Linked DNA regions of Homo sapiens: region 2 is linked to region 1. Evidence: read pairs that join two places in POLR2A ChIA-PET (ENCODE). Cell type or tissue: PC-9. All regions are shown on one strand.

Region 1 (2,500 bases):
AGGCCACGGTCCGAAGGTTTAAGCGCAGAAAACCCACTCGGGTTGGCTCGTTCCCCGCGCCCGCCCCCGCCCCCCGCCTTAGAAATGAGCGCAGGGATGGGGAGAAGGGGTCTTTCCTTTGTTAGGAAGGGGAGACACTTGGAAGAGGGGAGGCACTTCGAAGAGGGGAAGAACGATTGGGTCCTCAATGGGGGGTGAAGGGTCGCGATGACCAGCCCCGCTCGACCACACATGCACCTGTCAGGTAGGTCCGAATAAGGAGTGGGGGCACGGCGAGGGTAAGGAGCCCGCCGGACCTGATCGATCCGGTCTCCGGATCCAATGGCTGCGCGCGAGAGCGAGACCAACCGCATGCCACGGGGGAGAGACAGGAGCGCGTGGCCCATCAATGGGACAATAGGACCTGACCATGCATGGGGCCCTAAAGGATCCCCGGGCACCTGGGGGGCCAAGCCCACCACCCTGGGGATGCACCAGCCGGGATGCACACAGGAGAAAGCGAAGCCCTCCCCGAAGGTTCCGATTAACGAAAACCGGCCGTGCTCCGAGGGGCGACCAGCCCCGGCCTCCTCAGCCCCTGACTCCGTGGAAGGAATGAATGGAGAGCAGCAGGGACCCGGGTGGGGCCGGCGCGCAGGGCTCGCCAGGCGGCACAAAGGCGGCGCCGACGGCAGAACCCCGCCACCCGCCCCGGCGCGAGCACAGCGCACGGGGCTCGTTACCCGCAACGACCGGCGCGAGGCCCCGCCGGCAGCGGCCCTCCCAGCCCCTCAGCCCCGCGCGGCTCGGGCGCGACCCGGTCGCCTCACCGGGAGCTATTCCTGCTGTTGGGGTCGACTCCCTTGAAGGTGGTGGTTGTGGTCATGGCGCCGAGGAGCGAGGTAGGCTGGCGCCGGAGCAGAACGCTCAAAGGGTCGGACCCGAGGGGCGCTGGGAAACTCCACACCCAACAGCCGACCACCGCTGCAGGAGCCGCCGCTGCCGCCTGTCCGGCCGATCGACGCCTTTATAGGGTTTTCAACCCCCGCCCCCTAACCCGCCGGCATTGGCCGATTCAAATGAATTCTTTCATTCCTATTGGCTCTCTGGAGTGCCAAGCACCATGCGGCATTACGATGGGCTGTGGCGGCCACGGCTCAGCCTAAGCCCGCCCCCTTCCTGGACTGGGAAGGCCTTGGGACTCTCTCCCCTCCCCCACCCCAAAATCTCGGCGATGATTGGACGGAAGGCGAATCTACCTCGCGCTGGGTGGAAGTCGTGCTGGCTGTCACTGTAAAACGTTACCTGACAGAGGGGGAAGCTCTTTCTTGGGGAGTTACAACCTCGGCAAGCAGAAGGGAGATTTGTCACTGTTACTGTTCTCTCATTTGCTTTACTGATGGTGGGATAGTAAGGGCATCCTCCTTAAAGGATGAAAAGTACTGCAACAAGTTGACATTTATCTGTTGAATACCTACTGTGTGTCCCATTTAGAAACCTAATAGTCTCAAAGCAGCCGCACAATGAGTCAGCAACAGAGAGCGCACCAAGATGATCCCTTTTAAAAGGACTGGAAATTCCTTACATTTTAATGTTACTGTTTAGTTGTAATGGGTGGTGCATGTACTGGACCAAAATTACAGTCGCTCCTATTTGGGGGCCTATTCTAAGGCTGGTTAATGCCTGGCACCAGGAATGGACTCATTCCCTGCTACCAAGACTATGGAAGCAGCTCAGGCCTCTGCAGCTGTTTATAACCCTTAAGTCATGACTCTTCCACCTGTCTGGGTAAATCTATCCATGCGACAAATGCAGACACACTTGGAGGATTCAGGAATGATGGTTTACAAGATCATAATAGGAAAGCCTTGGGCAAAAGAGGGCAGGCCCTTCTCATGTCTTGCATATTTCCTCAAGGCAGATGTCTTTGCTTGTCTCAATATTTCCATAATAATTGAACCACATTCCTCTTTGCAAAGCCACCTTTCAGGTAGTTGGAAGTTTGTATTCTGGGCAGTCTAGGTTAACCACCCTCCCCCCCCGGGCTTTCATGAAAAGCCAGTGAGAAGTTCTGTTCTAGAAAGCACGGATGATGCATTTATGTGCTTACCACAACAGCACGAAGCGCACCACTTGTTTGTGTTAGAATCTTCCCTTCTTTTTTTCCTTTCTTTTTTTTTTTTGTTTTTGAAGTGGAGTTTCGCTCTTGTCACCCAGGCTAGAGTGCAATGGCGCTCAATGCAACCTCCACCTCCCAGGTTCAAGCGATTCTCCTGCCTCAGCCTCCGTAATAGCTGGAACTACAGGCGTGCGCCACCACCCCTGACTAATTTTTGTATTTTTAGTAGAGACGGCGTTTCACCATATTGGCCAGGCTGGTCTCAAACTCCTGACCTCAGGTGATCCATGCTCCTTGGCCTCCCAAAGTGCTGGGATTACAGGTGTAAGCCACCGCATCTAGCCAAAATCTTAGCTTTTTTTTTTTTTTTTTGAGACAGAGTCTTGCTCTGTCGCCCAGGCT
Region 2 (2,500 bases), 730 kb before region 1:
TTTTACTGACGCATTTCAATCACAAAAGCCATGAGCTACATGGAGTTCCCAAGGAGGCAATTCTCCTTAGTACTTCCCGTTCGCCTGTACTTAGAGCCGCACATATGGGTCCATCAATACTGCAAACCATACATAATAATACACTTAAGCAATATATACACGTTATACATTAACCATTCCACAACAAACAAAGTAGCATTTAACATCGAGAGGAGAGAGATAGGAGAAAGAGTTAACAAACCAGTCCAGCAGGAGCAAAGAAGACAAAAGGAGTCCTGGTCTGGGCCCTGCTCTTCAGTCCTGCAAGGAAGAGTCTTTGATGTGGTAGAGGCTTCGAAGGCAGAGACTGGGTTGTTATCAGGAGGCAGTGCAAGGCTGTGCTAGGACCACTAGAAGAAGGCCTGCTCTTTTTTTTTCCCTGAAACTGAGGTTTCACTCTTGTTGCCCAGGCTGGAGTGCAATGGCACAATCTCGGCTCACTGCAACCTCCGCCTCCTGAGTTCAAGCGATTCTCCTGCCTTAGCCTCCTGAGGAGCCGGGATTACAGGCATGCGCCACCACACCCAGCTAGTTTTTGTATTCTTAGTAGAGATGGAGTTTCTCCATGTTGGTCAGACTGGTCTCGAACTCCTGACCTCAGGTGACCCACCCGCCTCAGCCTCCCAAACTGCTGGGATTACAAGCGTGAGCCACCGCGCCTGGCCGAAGGCCTGCTCTTTTAATGGTTACAGAATCCTTTGGTGAGAACTGATCGTGAGAGTGTGCTTCTTTGTCCATCCTTATCTGGTTGGATGCAGTCTTTGTTTGTTGATTTATTAAGCAAAACTTTTCTGGGGGTCAAGGGACAGGGTCTCACTCTGTTGCCCAGGCTGGAGAGCAGTGGTGCGATCTTGGTTCATTGTAACCTCTGCCTACTGGGCTAAAGCGATCCTCCTGCATCAGCCTCCTGAGTAGCTGGGACTACAGGTGCACGCCACCACACCCAGCTAATTTTTGTATTTTGGTAGAGACGGGGTTTTGCCATGTTGCCCAGGCTGGTCTCAAACTCCTGGGCTCAAGCAATCCATCCTCCAAGGCCTCTCAAATTGCTGGAAGTACAGGCATGAGACACGGCACCTGGCCAAGCAAAACATCTTATTCTCGTTGGGAAAGTACTCTATGAAATATAAAATGAAATGTTTTTCTAAGGTGGAGTTACTTATATTAAGGGTGTTTTATACAGTGGGTAATAGTCTTTTTAAAATTCATTCATTTTTCGTTTTTTTGAGACAAGGTCTCACTTTGTGACCCAGGCTGGAGTGCAGTGGCAGGATTTCGGCTCATTGCAACCTTGACCTCCCGGGCTCAGGCGATCCTCCTCTCTCGGTCTCCCAAGTGGCTGGAAACACAGGCATGCACCATTATATCCAGCTTATTTTTGTATTTTTTTAAGAAACGGGGTCTTGCTATGTCACTGAGTCTGTTCTCAAACTCCTCGGCTCAAGCAATCCTCCTGCCTTGGCCTCCCAAAGTGCTGGGATTATAGGCATGAGCCACCACACTGGGCCAGGTTATGGTCTTAATAAAGCTTACAGGAGATTGCGAAGAAGGTGAATCTAGAACTCCCAGGAACCATGTTTTCATAGGGATGACTTCAGACAGGCATGGGAAGTATTTTGGGAAGGGGGAAAGAGGGCACAAGAAAGGAGGCGATGCCTAATCCTTTAATTATCTTTTCAATAGTGGTAAGGCAAAAAACAGGGAAGAATAGAGAAAAAGAAATGTAAGGCTCTCGTTTTCTTTTCTTTTCTTTCTTTCTTTCTTTTTTTTTTTTTTTTTTGAGATGGAGTCCCACTCACTCACCCAGGCTGGAGTGTAGTGGCATGATCTTGGCTCACTGCCACCTCTGCCTGCTGGATTCAAGCGATTCTCCTGCCTCAGCCTCCTGAGTAGCTGGGATTACAGTTGCCTGCCACTACGCCCAGCTAATTTTTGTATTTTTAGTAGAGATGGGGTTTCACCATGTTCACCAGGCTGGTCTTGAACTCCTGGCCTCAAGCAATCCACCTGCCTCAGCCTCCCAAAGTTCTGGTATTACAAACGTGAGCCACCACGCCTGGCCAAGGCTCGAATTTTCTTTTTTTTGAGATGGAGTTTCGCTCCGTTGCCCAGGCTGCAGTGCAATGGTGCGACCTCAGCGTACCACAACCTCCACCTCCCAGGTTCAAGCAATTCTCCTGCCTCAGCCTCCTGAGTAGCTGGGATTACAGGCATGTGCCACCATACCCGCCTAATTTGTATTTTTAGCAGAGATGGGGTTTCTCCATGTTGGTCAGGCTGGTCTCTAACTCCTGACCTCAGGTGATTCACCCTCCTTGGCCTCCCAAAGTGCTGGGATTACAGGCGTGAGCCACCACACCCGGCCAAGGCTCTAATTTTCTAGAAGGTTTCATTGTGGACCCCTCTGTGCCACCTCACCTTGGCCCTACCCTACGCTGATCCCTGTTTCTCCAAGAAGCAG

Evidence for each region. ChIA-PET counts read pairs that join two places held together with the same protein. Peaks named below come from ENCODE experiments on the same cell type or tissue, not always from the same donor. Only the 100,000 strongest peaks of a DNase experiment are listed, where the experiment ranks them.
Region 2: POLR2A ChIA-PET joins it to region 1 with 13 read pairs; 2 of 35 experiments call an interaction of 5 or more read pairs at or near these places.

The regions. Positions count from the first base shown.
Region 1 is chr17:75,153,533-75,156,032 of GRCh38, forward strand. JPT1 (Jupiter microtubule associated homolog 1) reads right to left here and starts at 980. Exons shown (of 5, transcript NM_016185.4): 1 at 810-980. The coding sequence starts at 865. RefSeq lists a silencer at 576-815 and an enhancer at 1,468-2,063. In PC-9, no CTCF peak of the experiment used is centred here; DNase peaks (open chromatin) are centred at 1,129 and 1,849; H3K4me3 peaks cover 1,426 bases; H3K27ac peaks cover 675 bases.
Region 2 is chr17:74,420,032-74,422,531 of GRCh38, forward strand. No RefSeq gene overlaps it. Among named protein-coding and RNA genes, the nearest start is that of GPRC5C, 11 kb to the right of the region's middle. In PC-9, no CTCF peak of the experiment used is centred here; no DNase peak of the experiment used is centred here.